2 separate regions of the Mus musculus genome follow, and region 2 is linked to region 1. Evidence: chromatin contacts called from ENCODE Hi-C or POLR2A ChIA-PET data. All regions are on one chromosome and are shown on one strand. Each heading gives the region's core, a stretch centred on a gene start or an enhancer-like site at or near the end of the contact. The rest is flanking DNA. Distances are from core to core; before and after follow the strand shown.

What was found. Hi-C counts contacts between places; a loop is a spot of excess contacts on that map. ChIA-PET counts read pairs that join two places held with the same protein, here RNA polymerase II (POLR2A).
Region 2: a loop to region 1 is called in a map of Patski, with 2.4 times the contacts of the local background. The contact joins the promoter of 0610039H22Rik here to the enhancer-like site in region 1. A Hi-C loop is called at or near these places in 1 of 37 maps with a recorded cell type or tissue (Patski). POLR2A ChIA-PET finds 5 or more read pairs at or near these places in 1 of 5 experiments (embryonic stem cell).

Annotation. Positions count from the first base shown.
Region 1 is chr11:88,287,053-88,291,135 of GRCm38, reverse strand. No RefSeq gene overlaps it. Among named protein-coding and RNA genes, the nearest start is that of Ccdc182, 4.9 kb to the left of the region's middle. Within about 2 kb of position 2,026, at least 1 of the 3 ENCODE cell types and tissues checked has a DNase peak (open chromatin) inside an H3K27ac peak, as active enhancers do.
Region 2 is chr11:88,617,472-88,621,367 of GRCm38, reverse strand. It overlaps 0610039H22Rik (RIKEN cDNA 0610039H22 gene), which reads right to left and starts at 2,117. Exons shown (of 3, transcript NR_131025.1): 1 at 1,598-2,117; 2 at 104-196. All of the region lies in intron 5 of Msi2 (musashi RNA-binding protein 2), which reads left to right.

The DNA of each region.
Region 1 (4,083 bases), core at 777-3,276:
GAGGGACTTTACAGAGACCCAGGCAATCTTACGCCCCTCTGAGAGTCCAGTTCAGTCAGAATGGGTTGAGGCTCTTAGGTGGTCTGCCTTAGAGCAGGGGCTTTCAACCTGTGAATGGCTACTTCTTTGGGGATTGAATGACCCTTTCACAGAGGTCTCCTAAGACCATTGGAAGAAATACATACATTGCAATTCATAAGTGTCACCTCTGTCAATTGTATAAACCCCATTCCCTTGGGAATTAGAGATAACACCCACGCCCATCTTTCCTTGTCACTTCTTTGTGAAGCTACAAAACCCTAAGAAACTGAGAACTCTTTGTGTCCTGTTAAAATGGCATTCCCAGCCCTTCCTTCCTTCCTTCCTTTCTTTCTTTTTTTTTTTTTTTTTTTTTTTTGAGACGGTTTCTCTGTATAGCTCTGGCTGTCCTGGAACTCACTCTGTAGACCAGGCTGGCCTCAAACTCAGAAATCCGCCTGCCTCTGCCTCCTGAGTGCTGGAATTAAAGGCGTGTGCCACCACGCCCGGCTGCCATTTCTAACCTATAGCTGGCTCTAACCCAACCACAGTTGGTTTCCAACCCAAAGTTGGCTTTCACAGCCATACTTCTCTTCCTGGACCACACTCAAGCCAGTTCCCCTGATACACAGGCCTCCCGATATTGGAACCACCAGGGGATTCATACCCAAGCAAAGACAGGCAACCAGCTGTGTCTTCCACAATGAGTGGGTGGTTTTTTTTTTAAGATTTATTTATTTATTTATTTATTTATTTATTTATTTATTTATTTATTATATGTAAGCACACTGTAGCTGTCTTCAGGCATCCCAGAAGAGGGCATCAGATCTCATTACGGATGGTTGTGAGCCACCATGTGGTTGCTGGGATTTGAACTCAGGACCTCTGGAAGAGCAGTCAGTGCTCTTAACCACTGAGCCATCTCTCTAGCCCTGGGTATGTTTTTTTAAAGATTTATTTATTTAATGTATATGAGTACACCATCACTGTCTTCAGACACACCAGAAGAAGACATCAGATTCCATTGCAGATGGTTGTGAGCCACCATGTGGTTGCTGGGAATTGAACTCAGGACCTCTGGAAGAACAGTCAGTGCTTTTAACTGCTGAGTCATCTCTCCAGCCCAAGTGGGTGCATTTTTAAGAGAAGACCTTGCTTAATCATCAGATGAACTATTATGTCAACTTTCAGGCGATGTCTAACGCTCCTTGTCCCCAAGGAAACGAGTGTTGGGAGGAACGGAATCCAGGACAATACGTCAGACTCCCAAAGAGCTTGTGAGTACCTATCTCTAAGTAGAGGGCACAGCTGTGGATTCTAGTCACTTTTTTTCCAGAATCCCCTGGTCCTGTGCCTCCCATGATGGTGATATTAGCTTAAGTGAGGTCACTATATAAACTCCTAGCCAGCCTTCCACCCACCTATCCATTCACCCTCCCATCCATCTATCCACCCATCTGTCTTCCTCTTTACCCATCCACACATACATATACTTGGCACAGCCCATCGCCTGCTTACCCTGTGTTCTCTGAGCTCGGCGATAAGTGCTCAAGAGAAAGAACAAGACATGGAAGGTCCTGTTCAGCGTTCAAACAATAAAGTGGGCAATTGACACATAAGGCCACCGGGCTGGCACCGGCTCCCTGAAGAAAAAAGCGAAGAAAGTTTAGGAAGCCCTTGGACTCAGCAATCTGATGGATTTGTGAGGTGAAGTTTTGGGGTGAGGTGGGAAGGCTGGGTGGGAGCTGGAGACAATGTTCTAGGGGCAGGAACAGACCGGAAGAACCAAAGAAAACCTGGATCTAGCTGTGTGGCTGGAGGCAAGCAGCGGCAGCAGGAGGCAGCACTGAGGGAGAGGGTACAGGACAGCATCAGGGATGCTCTGTGAGCATCAGGGAGGCCTTGTGAGCAAATGCCACCAGGGGCTACTGCGACTCTGGGCGGTTTCCAGCTCTGCAGCTGGTATCCCAGGCTAGGCAATGAGAACAAGACTGGAGTAGGGGTGGGCATGAGGATGAAGACTAAAACTTGGTGCTGTTCACCATGATTAATTAACCCAGTGCCAGAACCCCCAAGGCACGGTGCTAAAAATACCTGCTTCCCTCTGAGACGCGGCAGCTGCCACCCAGCAACTTTCAGCCATGCCATTTGTCATAATTTGACACTGCTAAGGAGTGTCCACGGGGCTGTGTTTCTGTGAGAATCGGACTTGCCCAGAGCTCACCAGCCAGCTGGTACTCAGGACGCACCCATGGCACATGTCTCGAGTGTCTTATTTCCTGTCTCCGAGCCCTGCCCAAGCTGCATCTGGATGTGACTGGCACCTGTCTGCCGCTCGCTTCCTCAGAAGGGAGGAGAGACCTGCCTCCAGAGGTGTGAGCCAAGGCGGCATTCGCCAGTGCATCCTGGGATGCTGTGTTTCACACCGCTGCAACCCTGCACCTCGGATTACAGCCATCTATCAGAGGCCCTGCCAGCCCAGGGCGGCACTTTAATTAAAATATGTAAAACACGCTGGTGGGAGTTGGCTCTGAACACACGGGAGCCTGTCTTTGACAGAAGTAGGTGCAGGCCAACCCAGCTTGGAGCTGGCCCTTCTCCAGCCAGGGAGGATAGGCCTGCCAGGAGGGACCTCCTGAAGGCTGCAGACAGTGAGGTCTGTCTGAGAAGCAGCGTTCTCTGGAGCAACAGAACTTAACCTGGGCGAGAAGGTCTGTTCAGAAGAGAGTTGTAGCAAGTCTAACACTTCTACCTCATGTGCTAGCATGCTGGATATGTGTGACACCAGCTACCAGTGTTGAGAACTATAATATTCTACCCTCACTTTCAGTCCTAATTTTCTTAAATCGGTTGTAAAAGTGGTAACTGATATTTATTTAAACTTTTTTTTCCCTTTGAGACAGGGTTTCTTTGTGTATAGACTTGGCTATCCTGGAACTCATTCTGTGGACCAGGCTAGCCTTGAACTCAGAGATCTGCCTGCCTCTGCCTCTGCCTCCTGAGAGCTGAGATTAAAAATGTGCACCACCAACATCTGATGATATAAACTTTTTAAATGCAGCACCAAGGATTTTTAAATTTTTTATTAATTTACTTTACTATATTTTGTGTATGGGTACTTGTGTGTATGTCTATGCATCTACCTTGTGGGTACCCACTGAAGCCAGAAGAGGGTGTTGGATCTGGTACTGGAGTTACAGACGGTTGTTAGTTGTCACATTGGTGCTGGGAATTGAACCCTGGTCCTCTGTAAGAGCAGCAAGTGCTCTTAACCACTGAGCCATCTCTCCAGCCTTAACAATGAGGATTCAACCCGGAGTCTTGTCTAACACATACCACTCACCGGATTACTAGCCCCTTTTCTTCTCCTGTCCCCCACCATCTCTCCCTCTCCCTCTCCCTCTCCCTCTCCCTCTCCCTCTCCCTCTCCCTCTCCCTCTCCCTCTCCCTCTCCCTCTCCCTCTCTCTCTCTCTCTCTCTCTCTCTCTCTCTCTCTCTCTCTCTGTCTCTGTGGTATTTTTGTGGATATAAGGGTATATGTAAAATATGTACACAAGTTCCTGTAGAGGCCAGAGGGGAACTCTGCTGCCATTCCTTGGAAGTTGCCCACCTTGTATTTGAACTGCAGGGTTTCTCACTGGCCTGGGGCTACCAAGTAGGCTATGTTAGCTGACCAGTGAGCTCCAGGAACCTGCCTGCCTCGGTCTCCCAGCTTTTTAACATAGACCTGGGGATTGAACTAAGTTCTCAGGCTTGCAAGGCAAGCACTTAGCTGACTGAGCTGTCTCCCTAGACACACTCCTCTCCTCCCCTTCTCTAGCGTTTTATTTTGAGACAGGATGTCACTGAAAAACTCGGGCTGGTCTTGAACTCTGTAGTCCAGGCAATCCTTGAACTTGCGGTCTTCCTATCTGGGCCTCTATAGTTGATGAAATTCTTCAAGACATTTCATTTTCCAGAACTTTACACCTTTCCAAATGGGATACTGCTTCAGACTTTGCTGTCTGCTGAGCAAGAGTGCTAGAGTCTGCATCACTTAAGGCAAAGATGAGCAAACTTTTTTAT
Region 2 (3,896 bases), core at 868-3,367, 330 kb before region 1:
CTTATATGTGTGTTGGGTACACGCGTGTTTGTCCGTGTGTGGAAGCCCGAGGGTGTGTTTGCTTAGACACTCTTCACCTTTTTATTGAGGCAGGGTCACTTACTGGTTTGGAACTAGCCAGAGTGTCTGAGCTCCAGGGATCCACCCACCTCTGCCTTCCAATTCTGGGATTACAGTCATGAGCCATCACTCCTAACTTAAAAAAAAAAAAAGCAAATAAATAAAATAAAAAGCTAAATGACAACAATTAAAAAAAACCCCACAGGTTTTGAGGATAGAATTCTTGTGCTTGTAAGACAAGTACTTTACCAACTAAGTTCTTCTCCCTGCCCTAATTAACAATAATAATAACAACAATAATTATTGTTTTGAGATAAGGTCTCTCTATATTTATTCCAGGCTGGCTTTGAACTTGTGACCCTCCTGCCTTAGCCTCTGGAAGGATGAGATTAAGGGAGTATGTTAGTGTATCCTGGTAGGGCCAAGTTTAAAACAGAAGGTTTTCTTTGTACCATGGAACCTTGGCTTGGTCTTTGCTCCATATCATGCTGTCTCAGAGCAAGAATACGGAGGTGATGGGGAGCAAGGATTAGATCATATCTATTTGTTTACTTGCTGCCAAAGAGGAACTGTGAGGATGCTGTGGCAGAACCTGGCCTAATTGCCTGTTGTTTCTTTTTTGCCATGGTGTGGGTGGCTTTTGAAATTCCCTGTAGTTTATGGAGGCGAGCCTGTGCCTTGCGGATGCCAGATGATGTAGCCGAATGGCTGTCGGCTGTTTATTTGCTAGTCTGTCGTTCTCAACACAGCATTCTTGAGTTCGGGAGGCCCTACACTGTTTGATGTCCCCTCCTCCTCCACCTCTAAATATAACCAGCCAGTCAATCAGTCTTGGCAGCCGTCGGGGCTAGGGCTGTCAGACGGAGTTTGCCTTGGATCCTCTGAACTATTGGCTTGTTTTCCCAGCTTGCAAGTGTATTCAAATAGTGAGATTGGAATTAGCCTTGCAAACATGCCGGCAGGTGGGGCCTCCAGGTTGAGAAGGAGGCAGCGTTTGTGGTGTCAAATGACATTTCTCTCTCCTCCACTCTCTGAAGTGGAGCAGGGGCTGAGTTGAGCGAGGGAGTGGTGGCTTTCACGCTTAGTGAGCAAGATGCGTGGGTGTGTTTTCCTGAATTGTGATTAAATTTTTTTTTCTTTTAAATTTTAAGTTGTTGCAAGAGAGAAAATGAGAAACCGGCAGGTGGTGGGGATTACTCGAAGGCTGTGTTGGATGGAGGAGGAGTACAGATGTAGTTTGGGGAGGGGTGTTTTCCCAGGGTATTTCAAGTGGACTCTGAGGCTCCCATCCTGGCCAGGGTTCTAGGTCTTCAGAAAGGACACAGCTTCCTGAACGGGAACAGCCCTTCCTGCTGCTGCCCTGAGGCTATTCCTGTAGGCTAGGAACAGTGTGGCTCCCAGTCCCCCCCCCCCCCCCCGAGGCTTGTTAAAGGGACCTGTGGGTAGCTGCCCGAAGATGCTAAATCCCAACCTGAAAGGCACCAGGGAGAAGCCTTGCACACACATTGCCATCCCTCTCACGCCCAGTTGCTTTTACCTGGAGCTTCATTGAAGGATGCAGTTGCGGTTGTCTGTGGCATGGCCTGGGCACATGGGTCCCTGCACTTCCGCCAACTGTGTGGTACCCTGTAGGCCTGGGCAGCTCTGTGATTGGTGCCAGCAGCAGATGCAATCATCCAATGATGGGCATCCACACTGGGTTCTGTAGGGTTCCGGGTCTTTAGCTGAGTTTAGAGAGGAAGAAGTTAAAGCAGCTCACCCAGGTCCTAGGGGCTCCTGCAGCCCAGAGTTGTCCTATACATGAATCTTCCAGAGGAGTTGCTTTGTGGTCCAGGACCCCTGGTTATCCATGACACCCTTGCATGGGATCTGTAAAGATAATTTTTTTTTCCATAAGAATTCTAAGATCGGTCTTTCATGGATATACAGTGGAATTTTCCAAAGGAAATCTCTACCAAGGATTTCCATCTTGGGCTGCCTCCTGGTCATTTGGTGACATAGTGCTGAATGCTGAGAAAACTTGTCCTAGGTAGGACCTGCTTCGATCCCCTGGTGGACTGTTGGTGTTGGTGCTGGTGTCTTGGGTTAATTTTTTGTGATCGTCGAGGGAGGACACCCCAGAACGTCAACGGGCATCAGTCACCAGCCTTGTTGTTAACTGTGCTTCCTCCTCTGTCACGGGGAGGAGTGTGGGTTCTGAGCAGCTGTGTGCTACAGAGCACTGTAACCCTGAGAGAGGTGGTGACCTCTCTGATCCCCTGCAACCCCTACAAATAGAGCAGGCAAGAAACTGCTGAACAGACAGACATGTGGGCCTCTGCCAGAGAGAGGGGCCCTCCCATTACTGAGTAATTTGTTTTGGGTTAGTCCCCCGAGAGATGGGGGGGGGGCAGGGGCGTGTAGCACCTTCTCAGTTGCTTCTGGCTTTGCAAAGGGACATGATGCAATGCTCACACAAGATGTCAATTAGCTCTGAACTGGGAAGGAAGGGATGAGAGGGCCCAGCCTGTGCCTGGGTAGGGTGCCATTCTGTGAGTTCCTTCATTTCATGTGCTCCTGCGAGCAGAATCTGATACCAAGGATAACAGATGAACAAAAGGGGGGGTACCTTCATTTGTGTCAGGCTGGGCAGGCTTCCTTTCTGGTCTCAATACTGTATCTACAGTGTCCCTAGAGAATGATGGGACTGTGATCTGGAGGGGTTCAGAGGAGAAAGGAGCCAGGGTAACCCTCACCCTCCCTTAACAAGAATAGAAGACAGTAAAGGGCCCCAGAAATAAATAATTGTTAACCAGACTGATTAATCAATAGACTAATTAAAAATCAAACACCTAAGAACACCACGGTCTGGGTTAATTATAAACCAACATTGAGGCGTTAAAACTTGTCCAGCCCATGGCTTTGAATTATTAACTGAATGAGTTAATTTCAAGCCGTCAGCTTAGGTAGCTGTGAGATCCAGGGTTAGAAGGAGGGGAGTTAGTGTGCCCTTTCCTTCGAGGGCCCGCTTTGGCGCCACGATCTTTATCAGTGTTGCTGTTTGCATTTTAAATCAAAATATCCTAAATGTTAGGCAGAGCCTCACACGCTTCAGTAAACTGTGCCGAAGGAGCAGAGCGAGCCAGCAAGAGTTGGCCTACGCTTTTCTTTCCTGTTGAAAGAACGACCGGTCTTAGTATCCCAGCATTCCAGTGGGAGAAAGGGCTCTGATGAATGCTTTCGGTTTGCAGTGATGACCACCCCCCCCCCCCCGCCCCCAATCCTGGCCCCAGCTCTGGCCCTGGCCCCGGCCCCTGTCTTGGTTGCTCTTTAGTGTGTTGGTTGCTCTTTAGTGTATTTTTTTTTCCTCTTTCTGAGATCAAGGTCTAGGCGTGGGTTCTCAGAAGTCTCCCCTGACCACCTGCTCTGATTTGAGACCCCTATAACACTGGGTGATGGTTGAGTACCCTCTCCATGCTTATGAGGGGTTTTAACACAGGTTTTTGTTTTAAAGATTTATTTATGTATATGAGTACACTGTAGCTGTCTTTAGACACATCAGAAGAGGACATCGGATCCCATTAAAGATGGTTGTGAGCTACCATGTGGTTGCTGGGAGTTGAACTTGGGACCTCTGGCAGAGCTCTTGATCACTGAGCTGTCTGGGCCTCAGTGATGTCTCACAATGGAGACACAGGCAGCCAGGCTGTTGATGAAAACAGTATTTCACAGAGGCTTTTGTACAGCGCTTGCTATTTTCTAGAGGTCTTGCAGAACAGCCCTGTTCGAGTGCGCCACAACGGAGCTGCTCTCACACGATGCACGCGGGTAGGCTCGGTAACTTCCCCGAGTGTTGC